Linked DNA regions of Mus musculus: region 1 is linked to region 2. The links are chromatin loops, found by intact Hi-C in ENCODE. Cell type or tissue: gastrocnemius. All regions are shown on one strand.

Region 1 (8,000 bases), 200 kb after region 2:
TTATCCATTTTATCAATACTAAAATCGCCAAGTCAGACTTAGATATATACCATGTGCTTTGGCATCATCTGGTTCTTTGGCATAATAGCAACATTCTGAATTCTGAGATCTGTTTTTTGTTTTTTTGTTTTTTGTTTTTGTTTTGTGACAGAGTCTCACTGTAGCTCAGGCTGGCTCAGAACTTGCAGTGATTCTCCTGACTCAGCTTCCTGATTGTAGAGACGAACAAGTGAGTACTCCCTGTCACATCTGGCTTCTATACCCTATTTGTGGTATTCTTGCTCTCATCCACTGATGTCTCTGAAAAAGAAGTCGCTTTCTCCTTGGCCTAATGCTTTGCCATCTCAGCTTCTGTCAGGCCAATTTGGAATCTGCTTTTCATTATGCTTAGCATACTGTGCTTAATACAAGTAGCTCCCTGGTAGAGAGTGCTTGCCTAGAATGTGCGAGGCCTTAGGTTTGATCCCTCGTGGAATCCCTCTCCCTTTGTTCCCCATAAGCAGTTCTCTTCCCCAGAGACCTAACAGGAAGTGGGAAATGCGAATAGGAGTCAAAGACAAAAAGAACAGAATCTCCCTCTGCTTAGCAGTAAGAGGACATATTTTAAAAATAGTTTGAACTTTTTTATTCATGTATTTTACACATATGGGTATTTTTTTTGTGCGTGTATGTCTGTGTAACATATGAATGCTTGGTGCCTTTGGGAGCTAGAAGAGAGCATAGGATTCCAAGAGTAGAGTTGCAGATGATTGTGAGCCACCATGTAGGTGCTAGAAACAGAGCCTGGGTCTCAGGAAGAGCAGTCGGTGCTTTTAACTGCTGAGCCATCTCTCCAGCCTCAAAATGAAATATTTTATCATTACAAGTTGCTTATATTTGGGCTATCTTACAAAACTATTGCTGTGTATGAGTGCTTTGCTTGCATGCGTGTATCTGGTGCTCAGGGAGGCCAGAGGAAGGTACTGACTCTCCTGAAGCTAGAGTTACAAACAGTTATGACTCATTGCTGAGCTGTCTCTCCAGCCCCATCTCTCATGCTAAAAATAATTTCTCGCTGGAAACAAAAGTACTGCTTACCTTTGTTGCTTGCAGGGTTTTCTCAGACAATTTTATTTCACTATCTTCTACCTGTGTTCAATAGAAATGAACAGTTTTCAATTTAGTGCAAGGATAGAATCCTGCTGTCTCTGCCTGGTAGTCACTTAACCACATCTAGTTCTTTCAGTCCTGACATCCTGGCAAAGGTGCTGATGTCATCAGGGCTCAAGCTCTAGGCCAAAATGGGTTTTCTCTCAAGGACCTTAGGCTCAGCTAATAAGCCTCAGATACATGGGGATGGCGTCTGATCTCTATTTACCTTTTGCTGTAGGGGGAAGATCACTTTACAGTGAATGGGAATACAGTAAAATATTTCCGGTGAGTGCTCTGAGACAGTGGCTTTATGTAGCCCTGACTGGCCTAGGATTCACTATGTGGACAAGACTAGCCTCAAACTCATAGAGATCTGCCTGTCTCTGCCTACTGAGTGCTGAGATTAAATGTGTGTGCCACAATGCCTGGCTCGAGTACACTCTTACTCAAACAATGTTAGAGGATGACTTTGTGTTCCTCCCATAACTACATCAGAACTATAGAAACAGATTCTAAAATAAGTTCTAAGACCTGTCTTTTAAAGGCAGGTCTTACTCTCCGTCCAGGCTGCTGTAGAACTCACTATGTAGTGCTAGAGAATCCTGGTGAGCCTCAAACCTGGAGTCCTTTTGCTTCAGCCTCCCAGTGCTGGGCTTTCGTGTACCACCTTGCCTGTTTACGGCATGTAAACTGTGCTGTGCATGTTTAATCTCCAGTGACTGAGACTTAATTACTGGAAGCAAATTACATGTAAAGCTTTTAATAAAAAAAAAAAGAGTTACGTGTCAGTGCCCTCTGCAAACTGAGTTGGGACAAAATGAGACTTCCCTTTAACCTTGTCCTGTCCTAACAAGATACCTGCAGTGCCCTGGAGCACAGCTCAGGAAAAGGGAGACTCCAGGCTGTGTGTTGAAGTCACCAAGTTCCACTCGCTCCTGGGCAGCATTCGGAGCTGTTTTACCAGTCTGTCTGCTCATCACCCTTCTTTCTGTGGACTTATATGCTCTCAATCAAGAAACCCATGCATCACTGCAGTACTCGAACTTTTTCTTTTGTTTCATTTTGTTTTGTTTTTCAAGACAGGGTTTCTCTGTGTAGCTCTGGCTGGGCTGGAACTCGATTTGTAGAGCAGGCTGGCCTCGAACTCATAGAGATTCATTTGCCTCTGCCTCCCCAATGCTGGGATCAAAGGCCATTACCACAATACCCAGCTAGTACTTAAACTTTTAAACACAAGATTTCCTGCTAACATATTTTCTGTTTCAAAACCCTAATCTGGAAATGGTAATGCAATGCAGTCCTAGGATTTGGAAGGCAGCGGCAGAAGAATCAAGAATTCAAGGCACCTCTGTCTCCACAGTGAGAGTTTGTGGCCAGCCTGAGTTACATGAGACCCAGTCCAAACCAAAACAAACAAAACAATCAAACCAAACCAACAATGAAATAAAACTGTATTTCAGACCTAGCTTCATCAAAGAAAACGAGGTTTTTCTACACGTAGAGAGATACCTAGGAAAACAGCAGCAATCACTCTGACCACAGAAGGAATCAACGTCTCAAAGTCTCTGAGCCCCTGGACAGGCAGAGCCTTGATGAAGCACTGGAACCAGTCCCTGGGCACACATCAGCCTAGGCTACAGTGTTCTCATCTCCAACGTGGGGTGTTAATGTCTTCCTTGCATGACTTCACAAATAACTTAGCTTCCTTTTCTCAAGCTTTCTAAGACTATACTTGGATTCTCTTCCCTAAATAAAAGCTAGATCACAATCTAACAGCCCTCCAGGGACTCCATAAGGAGGTTCTTCCTTAAAGGCCTGCCCCGGGATTTTCTGGTTAGGTCCACTGTGACCCAGTACATAATACTCACCAGCCAGGAACAGAATCTGGGGATGGCAGCTGTCAGGATGATGTAGCTGGTCTCTGGGGTAATAGTGCCATCTGTAGGAAGACCAAAGACATGTCAGTTATGTCTAGCCACCTTAGCCCACCCACCTTGCAGGCCCACTTGCACACACCTACTATCACCAGGTGTTACAGACAGCAAAACTGGAAGGCATAGTCCTTTGACCTCAGACACGGTACACAGGATTTGGAGTTTGCTCTGCTGGGGTTTGGTTTTGCTTTGGTCAAGTATTTCCTCAGTATACCCCGGATTCCTCCCTCTGAAGTGTATGTTCTGTGCCAGTGTATGTTGGATGTATGTAACTTTCTTTTGATTTTATAGGAGCTTACAACTAGGAGATTGCTTTGAGGGGCTGGAGAGATTGCTCAGTGGTTAAGAGTACTGGCCGCTCTTCTAGAGCACTGGGTTCAATTCCCAGCACCCACACAGCAGCTCACAACTGTCTCTAACTCCTGTTCCAGGAAATTGGACACCCTCACACAGACACCAATGTACATAAAATAAAAATAAAATAAATAAATATTTTTTTAAAAAAGAGATTGCTTTGAATCTCAGAAGAGACTTAAACTTTGAACCTTTAAGCAGTATTGAGACTGAAAGACTATGAGGACTTTTAGAGTTGTGCTGAATGCATTTTTACATTAAAAAAAAAAAAGCCTATGGAGGTCAGAGAAAGGAGCTCTGTGGTTTCAGAATGGCTTCCATAGGCTCGTAGTTTGAATTCTTGGTCCCCAATTAGGAGAGCTATTTGGGAAGGTTTAGAAGGTGTGGCTATGTTTGGGAGGATGTGTGTGTATCTGTGTGTGTGTGTGTGTGTGTGTGTATGCAGGTGGGGGTGGGGTTTGTGGCCTCCCTCATTCCCAAAGTTCTCTCAGCCTCCTGCTGTCAGTTCTCATCATGGACATTAGCACTCTGAAACCACAACCCCAATTAAACTCTTTCTTCTATAAGTTGCCTTGGTCATAGTGTTTTGTCACAGCAAAAGAAAAGTATCTAAGAAGCTGGGCGTGGTGGCGCACGCCTTTAATCCCAGCACTTGGGAGGCAGAGGCAGGTGGATTTCTGAGTTTGAGGCCAGCCTGGTCTACAAAGTGAGTTCCAGGACAGCCAGGGCTACACAGAGAAACCCTGTCTCAAAAAACCAAAAAAAAAAAAAAAAAAGAGCAAGATAATTTTACTGATACAGATGAGGTAAATTGCCCTTTGATTGGAGCATTGAACGCGTGTTAAAATCTGAAAATCTGTTAAAATCCTATTTCACGATAATAAGTTTGGGCATTTTTTTCCCCTTTTGCTCTTTTGAGTGTCCGACTGTGTAGGGATATCTCTTCTAGATCTTGTTTTGTAGACCAAGCTGGCTTTGAGCTTGTGATAGTGATTCTCCAGCCTCTGACCCAGAGTGCTAGGATTATAGACGTGCCCTGTACTCAGCACTACAAGTAGGTCCTATTGCAAGAATTTCTGATGTTTCACGCTCTTGTAAACAAGCCAAGCTGGTACAGGATAGGGCTATTTGATTGACTGGTAGTTTGGGACTCCTGCTTGCTGCCCTGAGTATTTTGAACAGAAGGACTTCAAGTCCGATGCCACCTAGATGACTCCTATGATAATTGTTCTCAACACCCCGCTAATTCCACGAGAAAAGTGCATAGCCACAACAGCTCACTGCTCCGGCTCCCGAAGGTGCAGCCTCGGCAAGAACTATTCAGCTTGTACCAGACTTTGCTATCACACACCTTGGAAAACTCTAGATGACCCTGCAACCATTTTACTTGGTCAGAGGTAGGCTCCCCTGGTGGCCTAGCAGAGTGACAGCTGTGATTGGCACCAAAAAGACAATGATGTGAATAGTGAAAACACTCCTTTGTTTACAGGCAAGGCATACTGTGATTGGTGCAAAGCCGTCCTCTCAGGTTATACAACACACTTGCTGAAATGCCCGGAGGATACCTTCCTTTGCTGCCTCCCTCAGTACTGCAACATTAAAGTCCAACGAGGCTTCTCTCAAGCTGTCTTGGCTGACAAAGTATGAAGAAAGAAGCGATCAAGACTTAAGAGTGACAATGACAGCAGAGGCAGCAAAGGAGCAGCAGCAACACTGCACAGATCATAGGCCAAGCCACAAGAGCAGCATTGTGGCTAGCTGCTTTACAAGTGAAGGAGAGGCAGAGGGACAGTGTGACAGCAACTGTGGTGTGAACAGGAGGGATGGCAGAATTAGAAAGAGGGTAGACAGCAGGTGCTACAGCTGCTGCTAGGGGCTGAGAAATCCCAACTCTCTAAGTCTGCATGGGAAGTGACACTTGGAGAGCACCAGGCCTATAAGAGAGTGGCTCACACTTGGGAGAACCTGGAGCTCTGCAACCCAAGGCCTGTAACGAGGGTTATAACATGGGAGCGGCACCTGCTGCTGCCACTGCCACTGCCACACACGGAGATTTACAAAAGATGCTGAAGCACTTGATAGACTTGATGTGCAATTATGATTTCTGTCCAGGCAGAAAAAAAAAAACACAGCAGGCTAAATGGTGACACTGCACAACCGTGTGACTGGTAATATTTCACAGCTGGCTAGGTGGTGACACTGCACAGCCAGCTAACTGGTGACACTGCACAGCCGGCTAACTGGTGACACTGTCAGCACCACACATTATCATCCTCTGTAGTTCTTTTCTTTGGCCAACATAAGAAGTAGTAAATGAGAATTGATTTTATGTTAAATGGTGCCCTCTTAACCATTATTGAGGTTGCAAATCTTCACACATAAATCCATCCTTCTTATTGTTTATTTTCTACTTCCATGAACAGCCTGTTTGTATTTTTGACCATGTAACTACTGAATAAAACTTTTCTTATTAATTTATAAGTACTATTCATCAATTACAATATATACCATTTGCTTATTTCAAGTAGTCTAATGTATTAATCAGTTGGCTGGCTGTCATCTTTGGCTTAGTTTATAGTTTATTTTGTAAAAAAAAAATTTTTTTTTCTAAGGTTTCCTTTCTTGACATCACACGCACTCACCTTTTTCTTTAACCAAGATCCGAGATGTCAAAAACGACTCTGAGAAGACCACAGACCCTAAGCATCCTCCTCCTCCTCCTCCCAGCAGGTCAGGAATGTCATAGACGGTCATACGAGCCTGTGTCAGAGAGAAGCAGGGCCAGGCCATTATCAGCCTAGCAATTCAGGAGGAACAGGTCCACAGGAAACAGACAGGCATGAAGCAAAAGAATACTGACAAATCCCTTAGGACCTAGGCTGAAACACACTTTGAACTGGAAGGTGCCTCAGACTTTCCAACAGGTGATGGATCCCTGATTAGAGACAGGCACAGGTTGAAAGGCAGTATTTTTATAAATTCCATCAAACTGTCATCTTCTTAAGAAATAATACAGCTTTCTGTCTTTCTTTCTTTTTAAATTTTGGAGGTATTTCCTCCAGGCTTGTGAACCCACACACACGTCACACCCCACAGCATCTCACTAACCAGGCCTTTGGCTTAGGCTTCAGTTCTCTCTCAGTGAGCTGGGAGAAGTGTTCATTACGCAGGTGTACACGTGGCTCCTGGGTATCCTGAGTGCACAGCAGAGCCTCCTCCCCTTAGCCATGGCTGTGCTCGCTGTGATTCCAGATATTCAGGGACAACAGTGGTCAAAAAATATTAAAAGTCAACTCCAGAAATAAGCAGATGGCTTTCACACTGGAAGCCGTTCTGGAGAGAATGATGGCATTTTCTGTTCTCTCCCCACCTCGCTGAGGATATGCGTCATCTCTCTGACCAGCACCCAGTGAGTACGCTACTTATCTGTTAGTCAACAGCCACCTGAGTTATCAGACTGACTTGTCATAGTGCCACAATGTTCAGAGTCTAGTAGTGTTTCTTTTTAAGAATTGGGACTTAATAAAGATATTTTAGCACAGATTAAAGCCTCAGGTTTAAGTGGAAGAGGGGCACTGAGAGAGAAAAGTCAGGCACAGGCAACTCTCTGTAAGTTTAAGGCCAGCCTGGTCTACTTAGTAGATTCTAGGTCAGCCAGTAGATATGAGCTTCTCTAAGATAGTTGCCAATTAATTCTGATTACTTAAAATTGACCCTGAAGCCAGGCAGTGGTATTGAATGCCTTTAATCTCTGCACTTGGGAGGCAGAGGCAGGCGGATCTCTTGAGTTCAAGAGTTCAGCCTGGTCTACAAAGTGAGTTCTAGGACAGCCAGGGCTACATGGAGAAACCCTGTCTCTAAAACAAAACAAAATAAAACAACCCTAAAATTGACCGTGAGCTGGGCACCATGGTACACACCTTTAACCCCAGCATTGGGAGGCAAAAAGACACGGGGATCTCCATGAGTTCAAGGCCAACCTGGTTTGCAGAACTATTCCAAGATAGCCAAGGTTACATTGACAGTGAGATACTGTCTCAAAAAAAAAAAAAAAACCACAAATAACCTCAAGGCAAAAGAGTAAAGTTTTATGTATATAAGAAAAAAATTATATATTCACATATGCATGTTTACACACATGTGCACACACACTCACTTTATTCCCAGCACGAGCATGCAAGCATACCTGCCAGGAAGGAAATTGGGAAAAGTATCCCATTCTTAAATTCTTTTTTTTTTTTCTATTTTTGTTTTTTTCGAGACAGGGTTTCTCTGTGTTGCCTGGAACTCATTTTGTACACCAGGCTGGCCTCGAACTCAGAAATCTGCCTGCCTCTACCTCCCGAGTGCTGGGATTAAAGGCATGCGCCACCACGCCCGGCTTCATAAATTCTTAGTAGCTTTAAAAAAATAAAAACCTAACTAGGTGAAAGGCTGCTACAAGAAATACCGTCAGACACTGAGAATAAACTGATGACAACAGCGGACTAGATGAGAAGAGCTGTGCAGCAACAGATAAAGTAAATCTATATATTCAAAAAACTCCTGATTAAAGCCAGACTTAGCTCAGTGGATTCGCAA
Region 2 (8,000 bases):
CCATTATGCCAAGCGTGGCCCTACCTTAATATGGTTTTCAGCCCAAGTACAGATTGGTTAACCCTATAAATGTTCTTCTTACCCCACCCCACTCCCAGAGGTTTACAGCTGGTGGTGAGAGCAGAGCCACTGGCTCAGACTTGGGCTGCAACGATGTGTTTCCAGCAGCCCATGCTAGTAGTGCCCAGATCTACAAATGACTGCGGATGAGCACAGCATGAAGAAAACTTAAAATTATCCCCTACTGACAGCCCCCAAAGAGAATCACCTCTGCTGCGGTGCTTGCAAGAGAGGTCAACCCTGGGTGGGCATCAGCCCACCTAAGCCCATCTCTGTCCATATTGGCCCAGTCCTGGTGCCGAGTCTATTAGTGTGAAGCTTGCCATACTGTTTTGCATGTGAGTAAGTCTGAACTCGCTTAGACCCCTGTACACGCTGCCGGGCTCCCTGTTCTCAGGCCAGAGTCCTGAGCTGGGCAAGCCAGGGAATCTCCATCTTAGTTTCCTTTTGAGGTTAGGAAGGGTGCAAGGCTGCAAGGGCAGGAACTTGAGCATGCAGCCCAAGAAGTAGGGACGTGAAGACAGCGTGGACCACTATCTGGGCTTGCTACCAAGCCTGACAACCTGAGGCCAATTCCCAGGAAAGAATGCACTCCAGCAAGTTGTCCCTGGACCTCCCATGGCACATGTGCACACACACACACACACACACACACACACACACACACAACACAATAAAGTTTTCACAACAAATATCTATTTAGATGCAGAGTCAATTTGCAAATTCAAAACAGATCCAGTTAGACTTGTGTCAGCGTTCCATCAAGCTTGGTGCACTTGGACATTGAAGAGGAAAGTGAACACACATTTGAAACATGTCAAGATGGTTGAGGCAGCTTCTACAGAAAACAGGGTGATTGTAAGTTCTGTAAACTCACCGCAGTGTCCAGGTCAGGGGACAAAACTAGCTCTTAGGTGTTTCTTAGCCCTTAAGAAGTTAGTTAGAGTCCAGAACATGGGGTTGGAGCCATAGCAGTTGGCCGAACGCCTGCTTGGTGTGTAGAGAGCCCTGCGTTCAGTCTGCAGCACTGAATGAGCTGGCCATAGTGGTAACCGCTGCCATTCCAGCTGTCTTGATATGGAACAAAGAGGCTCAGAAGTTTGAGACCAGCCTGTTAGAGAAAAGAAAAGAGATTTCCAAAAAAGTTCCTTGTGGGTTTGTTCCCAGTATGTCTCTATGGTAACCTGTTAGTGAAGTTAAGAAGCTCATGGCAAGGCCTGTGTACCGCTTTGAACATTTGGTAGCCATTTTACATTTTTGTTTTTTAGTGTGTGCGTGTGCACACATGTACGCGGGCACATGTATGTCACATGTGTAGGCCAGAGAACAAATGGCAGGAGTTCTCCCCTTCCAGCATGTGGCTTCCAGGGCTTAACTCCATGTCCCCAGGCTTGACAGAAAATGCCTTTGCCCTATGAGCGGGTCCATTTTAAATTTTTGAAAAAGATTTATTTGTCTGGAGAGATGGCTCAGTGGTTAAAAGCTCTGACTGTTCTTCTAGAGGATCTGGGTTTGACTCTTAGCACCCACTGGTAGCTCAACGTCTGTCTGTAACTCCAGTTCCAGGGGATCTGACACCCTCACACAGACATACATGCAGGCAAAACACCAATGAACATAGAAAAATAAATCATTGAAATTTTATTTTTTAAATCTGGTTTTAAAAGTTTTTTGTTTTTTTTTTACTTATGTGCCGTATGTACACATGCATGTGAGTGTCCCCAGAAGCCAGAAGAGAGCGTTAGACCCCTAGGAATTGAAGTTGCAGGCCATTCTGAGCTACCTGATGTGGATGCTGGAAACCAAATCCAGGATTTCACTGCTGAGCCATCTCTCCAGCCCCATTCTGCTTTGTGTTTCAACCTCCGATTCCTAGGAAGATCTAAGATGGGGGAGCATTTGTCCAGTGACCTTAAAAGCCAACAGCAACTTCATATTTGTTCATAGAACATTGTGGGAAGGGGTTTGAGTAGCAACTTGTACCTCCCTGTTTCAAGATATCACTGTACCTTGGTATGGTGGCACACACTATCTTAGCACCCTGGAGGTAGATGCAGGGGTATTGCTACAAGTTCAAGGCCAGCCTTGGCTTTGTTAGAAATATAAGGCCAGCAAATAAGAAAGACCCTGTTTGAGGGTTTTTGTTTTAAAGATATCACTGGATTTGACACCAGAGGAAATAGAATGGCCTGATCGTTAAATCCAGGAACCATCTGAATAGGGTCCTACAGTCACCTGGAATCACCTCATTCATAGTTTACCCCTTGGTAAATGAGGAGGCTTCCGTCCCTCCAGCTCTGTGCCTCTACCCATGAAGTGCCCAGAAAAGCCTCCTTTCCTGGCTTCTGCCCTCAACAATTCTATCTTGCCACTTTAGCAGGGAGGGTCAGTGAATGGAAACAGTTACTTTCATCACCACTGCATACCAGTCCACATCCCCATCAGGCCAAAGAAAGAGGGCAGAAAACCTGCCTTCTAGTTCTGTAGCATTATCTACTCAGAGTGACTCCACACTTTCATCTACCTTAGATCTAAATCTCTTACATTTATGAAACCTTCTAAAAGGATGGGTGCACCTGACTAGCGAGAGGACTTCAGAGCCAGCAAGGTTAGGGAGCCTCTAGGGAAATGGCCCATACCCTAGAATATTCTCTTGGCCTAGACACTTAAGTTATCTGAGATGAGTTGCCGGTTGTCTAGGGTGACCCTGAAGAAGAAAGGGTTAGGACAGGTATGGTGGCATATGCCTTTAATGCCAGAATTTAGGAGGCAGTGGCAGGTGGATCTCTGTGAGCCTGATCTACACTGTAAGTTCCAGGCTAGACAGAGCTATCTAGTGAGACCCTGCCAAAAAACAAAACAAAAACAAAAACAGGGTGGGAGTGTCAGGTTCCCTGACATTCGGAGCAACCCTGTGGTACTCCAGGGTAGGGCAGCAGTAATGCCCTGGTTTCCACAGACCATCCATCCTGGATCCTCCAGGGCCCAGCAATGGTCTTATGGCCGGAACCCTGGAGGAAAACCTGTCACCAGCTTGCCCCCAGGACTCCAGAGTACACTCTGGCATCTCATCTCCAAAGCCTGACTGAGAGAAAGAAAGTGCAGACTGGGCCTCCACCAAGCCTGGAAGTTGAGAGCAGGGTTTAAGCAGCCTCTGTTCTCTTCTGAGAAAATGTCTGTTATTGCACCCAGTCCTGGCTCCTCAGACACTCCCAAGTGTCCTGGAAGTGCAGGACCATGGCCTGGTGTTCTCTGCAGAATCTGGTCTAGACAATACTAATGAGTGGGGTGAAAGTTCAGTTCCCCAGTACTCGGGTCAGCTTCTGATTTCCAACAACTCTCCTTGCTGGAGAGGCAGAGGGGAACGAGCTACTTCTGAGACAGATGCTCTCTGCCCTGCTGCACTGCTGTTTCTCTTCAGTTGGAGAGGAAATTGTACTTCATAAATAAGAGTAGTCTCGAGGTGGGAAGACCCCGGGTCAGGTGGAAGAGGACAAGGGTCACCTCACAGGTCGCCCAGTTGAGAACAAGTTGTCACTGATACTGAGAACTCTGGCAACTGCAGAGCTCCCCCAAGACCACAGCAGGGCAGTGCAGTGCAAGGAAATGGTTTGCAAATCTAAAGTTTAAAGTAGCCAGGAACTCCAAATTTCTTGCATCAGGTCTGGGAGGGTAGACAGGCCATCGGCGGGCCAGAGAGCCCCAGAGCCACACACTTGGGACGGTGTCCAAACTTGTGAACAAGTGGGCAGAGCGTCCTGCGGTGTAGCTGTCTTTAGCGGGCGACGCAGCCCAGCAAGCTGTGGGTCTCCAAGGTGCCCCTCGACCCCTCCCACTCTACCCGAGAGTCCGGACGTGCATTGGACCAGACAGCAAGAGCTCCGCCCAACAGGGACGAGGACAGGAGGCTCCCGTGGTGCTCCGCGGCCACTTCCGGGCCGGGCGCAGGCGCAGGCGCTGGCTGTCATGTTGCGCGCTCTGAACCGCCTGGCGGCGCGGCCGGAGACTCGGCCCCCGACCCCGCTGCTCCTGCCCGTGCGCGGCCGCAAGACCCGCCATGACCCGCCTGCCAAATCCAAGGTCGGACGGGTGCAGACGCCTCCCGCCGTGGACCCTGCGGAATTCTTCGTGTTGACCGAGCGCTACCGACAGTACCGGGAGACCGTGCGCGCTCTCAGGTGCGTGTGCTTGTGCGTGTGGAGGGCAGACGCCCTTCGGGAAGGGCCGGGGCCGAGGGTGGGTGCTGACTCGAAGCCCGTCCTCCCCAGGCTAGAGTTCACGTTGGAGGTGCGAAGGAAATTGCACGAGGCCCGAGCCGGGGTTCTGGCCGAGCGCAAGGCGCAGCAGGCCATCACGGAGCACCGGGAGCTGATGGCCTGGAACCGGGACGAGAACCGGCGAATGCAGGAGCTACGGTGCGAGAGGCCCGGGACTGGGTGGGCTGGGCTAGGCTCATCTGTGGCCCCGCTCACCCTCGGCGTCTTGCCCCTCGCAGGATAGCGAGGTTGCAGCTGGAAGCACAGGCCCAGGAGGTGCAGAAGGCTGAGGCCCAGGCCCAGAGGGCTCAGGAGGAGCAGGCTTGGGTGCAACTGAAAGAGCAAGAAGTGCTCAAGCTGCAGGTGGGCATGCAGGAGGTCATGGGGAATGTGGACATTGGAGACCCCAGCAAGGGAGGCTGGGGGGGGGGGGGGGGGATGACAGCACTGGGCGTCAAGTGACCAGAGTCTTCAGGAGGCTTCTCCATCAGCGCAGAGGGTATGCCTCGCAGGCAATGGTCAGTAAAAGGTTACAGGCTAGTATTGCCTTGTGAAACTTGAAGTCAGGGAAACCGTAAGTGAGAATGGAGCGCTTTTTAACACGTAAGAGGGATTCATGCACTTGAGAGAGTCCACCCACCTCTAATCAGGTTGTCACGATTTGTTCTTGGGTTGTGGCCGAGAGATCTGATGGGTGATTGTCCAAGGAAGAGCAATATGATGGTCGAGGTCACCTAGTACAGTTGTGCTGGACGATTGGTGGGACACTCAAAGAGACCCTGGGTTCTTTTGACACCCGTGGACTAGAGACAGTGCAGGCAGCCAGCTCTGGGAGAGATCCCACAAAGCCAACCTTTCTCTTCCTGTAGGAGGAGGCAAAAAACTTCATCACTCGGGAGAACCTGGAGGCACGGATAGAAGAAGCGTTGGACTCTCCGAAGAGTTACAACTGGGCCGTCACCAAAGAAGGGCAGGTGGTCAGGAACTGAGCACAGAGACTTCTGGGGGCCCAAATAAGCACAGTGCTTGCCTAGGGTCTGTGTACTGGGATAGGAATTGGTACATCCCAGGAGGATGGCTCAGCCGTTTCCAGAGCAACCTCAGTCACTCCAGGCTCGGCACTCACCACCTGACTGGGAACTCCCAGATGTCCCTGTTCTGGCACCACAGACAAACTCAGGGCAGCATTAAACTCTGGGAAGTTCCTATCGCACAGAGGATCGGACTGGACTGTGTCCCCTCTAGAAGCCAAGCTTGTCTTGTAAGTCTCTTGGAGTCGTGTGAGCCAAATGTTTCCTGCTTTTATAAATAAAGTATTGGAGCCCAGTCTTGCCCATTTACTGGCTATAGTTACAGTGCTAATGAAAGAGGAAAGTAGTTACACCAGATGCTAACTTGCTTGTAAAATCAAAGGCGTTTGTCCCTAATTATTTGAGTCTTTAGGTTTCTAGCCAGAAGCAAGTTTCACCTAACTGAGCTATGAGTTAGGTACCTGCTTTGCTCAATCCTGGGATTTTCTGGCTAGGGTCTGGTGTGTCCAAGATCCAGGAAGCAAAAAGGGTGCCCTGTTTCTCCTGATGGCTCTCCAGCAGTGACTTCTGTAACCAGGCCCTGTCCTGATCTATCATATTTTGAACTACTCAGCAGGTGGTAGACTCCCAAGCTAAACCTGCTTCTTCCAGTCAGTTGCTGCCCTTCTGTGTGTGTAAGTGGTAGCCAGAGGGCAGCCTTGGTGTCATTCTTCAGGACTCTCACCTTGGTCTGATTTAAGTTTGTTTTGGTTTTTTTAGTTTATTTTTTACTGTGTTTTATTCTGGCTTTTGAGACAGGTTCTTTCACTGGAACCTGGCACTCACTAATTATACTATCTAGCCAGCCAGCCTCAGAGAATTGATCTGTGTATGCTTGCCCGGCACTGGGATTAGATGCACATGGCTTTTATGTGGTACTAGGGATCAAACCCAGATGTTCATGACTGCAATGTATACATGTTAGTGAATGAGCTGCCTGCCTTTTTGCTTTCATTGTCATAAACATGAATACCATTGACAGTAACTCCAGGCACTCACTCGGAGGAAAAACCATCGTAGCTACTTCTCATACTGCTGAAGGTTTTGGAATCCCTAAGAAATGAAAACCTGGCGGGTGATAGCAGCCTCTTACTCCAGTGAAGAAGCAGGCATTAAGGTGCAGGTGTCGTCCTACACGCAGCCCTCTGACAGCCATAACACCCATTTTAGGGTAGTAGATACTGTCCCTGACTGGGGAACACAGGCCCTGCATTCAAATATCTGAGGTGGACTGATAGGATCATGTCAGGAGCTACCTAGTCCATTCCTGGATCTTTGTTGTCACAGTGAACCCCAGGAACTCTGCTGAATGGGTTGCCACTCCCACTCCTGCCAGGATGTATCTCCCCAGTCACAGCAAAGATACTTAACCGAGACACTGGACCCTTGCCCCTTCATGATCAGTGGGTACTGGGGTGAATGCTGTGGCCATGGCCTTCAGGGCTAGGTTAGTCCGGCAAAACTGAAGGAAGTGGGCTTCAGACGTTCACTTGGTAGAGCGATTGCCTAGCCTGCATAGGCCCTGGGTTCAATCCCCAGGCCTGGTGGGTCAGTGCCTGCTTACTGGAGGTAGAGGGGAGAGGATCAGTAGACTCTCAAGGTCATCCACAGCTACAGGGAGTGTGAGACCAACCTGATTCCTCCTGAGACTCCAGAACTGCCCAAGTACTCATCAGGGAGACTGGACGTGAAGGTGCCCTGCTGCTGGTACTGCAGCTGAGGGAAGGCAGGCTGCTGTAGCTGGTTGGAAGGCTACAGAGAGTAAGTACACTTGCCAACTCAGTGGGTGCTGGCTATTTTAATGTTTCATCTAAGTGTGGTTGCCTAAGGTCATTGCTCAGTTTCTCCAGCGTATGGATATCCAACATGCCCTGTGATCTCAAGTCTGGCAAGAGTCCAATTTGGAATTATTTTCTTCTCACCAAATCGGAAGTCAAAGCAGTTTTCCGACCCCAAGCCTGGCCAGTCTCCTGATGATGCTGGCAATTTCCTCTTTGTGTGCTTTAACAAATACATTGAACACAGATGATCCGAACTAGGTCCTCAGCATTCATGCCAGTCTGCTCACAACCTCGGGGGTACAGTGCCTCTGGCCTCCACAGGCACACGCATGTACCCACGTAAACACAACTAAAAGTAGTAAAAATACTGTGACAGTTCCAGGGCAGCCCGTGCCTGCAGAGGCACCTGCACTCACATGCATGTAGCCTTATGTGGACATGTCAACAAATAATTTTAAAAAGCCTGGAAAGGGGCTGGTGAGATGGCTCAGTGGGTAAGAGCACCCGACTGTTCTTCCGAAGGTCCAGAGTTCAAATCCCAGCAACCACATGGTGGCTCACAACCATCTGTAACGAGATCTGATTCCCTCTTCTGGAGTGTCTGAAGACAGCTACAATGTACTTACATATAATAAATAAATAAATCTTTAAAAAAAAAAAAAAAAAAAAAAAAAAAAGCCTGGAAAGATGACATCAGAGGTGGCCAGGAGTGATGACACACACCAGTAATCCCGGCACTTATAAAGCAGACAGGTTGGGCTGGAGAGATGGCTCAGCAGTTAAGAGCACTGACTGTTCTTCCAGAGGTTCCGAGTTTAGTTCCCAGCAGCCAC

The links. Hi-C counts contacts between places; a loop is a spot of excess contacts. Peaks named below come from ENCODE experiments on the same cell type or tissue, not always from the same donor. Only the 100,000 strongest peaks of a DNase experiment are listed, where the experiment ranks them.
Region 1: it touches region 2 in a loop (4-fold over the local background); 3 of 42 quality-filtered maps call a loop at or near these places.

Annotation. Positions count from the first base shown.
Region 1 is chr2:130,764,611-130,772,610 of GRCm38, forward strand. 4930402H24Rik (RIKEN cDNA 4930402H24 gene) reads right to left here. Exons shown (of 37, transcript NM_029432.2): 17 at 6,062-6,179; 18 at 3,000-3,070; 19 at 1,078-1,128. It also overlaps the pseudogene Gm19258. Among named protein-coding and RNA genes, the nearest start is that of Slc4a11, 71 kb to the left of the region's middle. In gastrocnemius, a CTCF peak has its summit at 3,073 (motif pointing left); a DNase peak (open chromatin) is centred at 3,080; H3K27ac peaks cover 951 bases.
Region 2 is chr2:130,559,753-130,567,752 of GRCm38, forward strand. Mrps26 (mitochondrial ribosomal protein S26) reads left to right here and starts at 4,005. Exons shown (of 4, transcript NM_207207.1): 1 at 4,005-4,238; 2 at 4,329-4,475; 3 at 4,556-4,679; 4 at 5,186-5,642. The coding sequence starts at 4,027. The coding sequence ends at 5,305. 4930473A02Rik (RIKEN cDNA 4930473A02 gene) reads right to left here and starts at 3,997. Exons shown (of 9, transcript NR_040348.1): 1 at 3,902-3,997; 2 at 938-1,171. In gastrocnemius, CTCF peaks have their summits at 3,632 and 4,080; DNase peaks (open chromatin) are centred at 1,042 and 3,970; H3K4me3 peaks cover 2,339 bases; H3K27ac peaks cover 1,905 bases.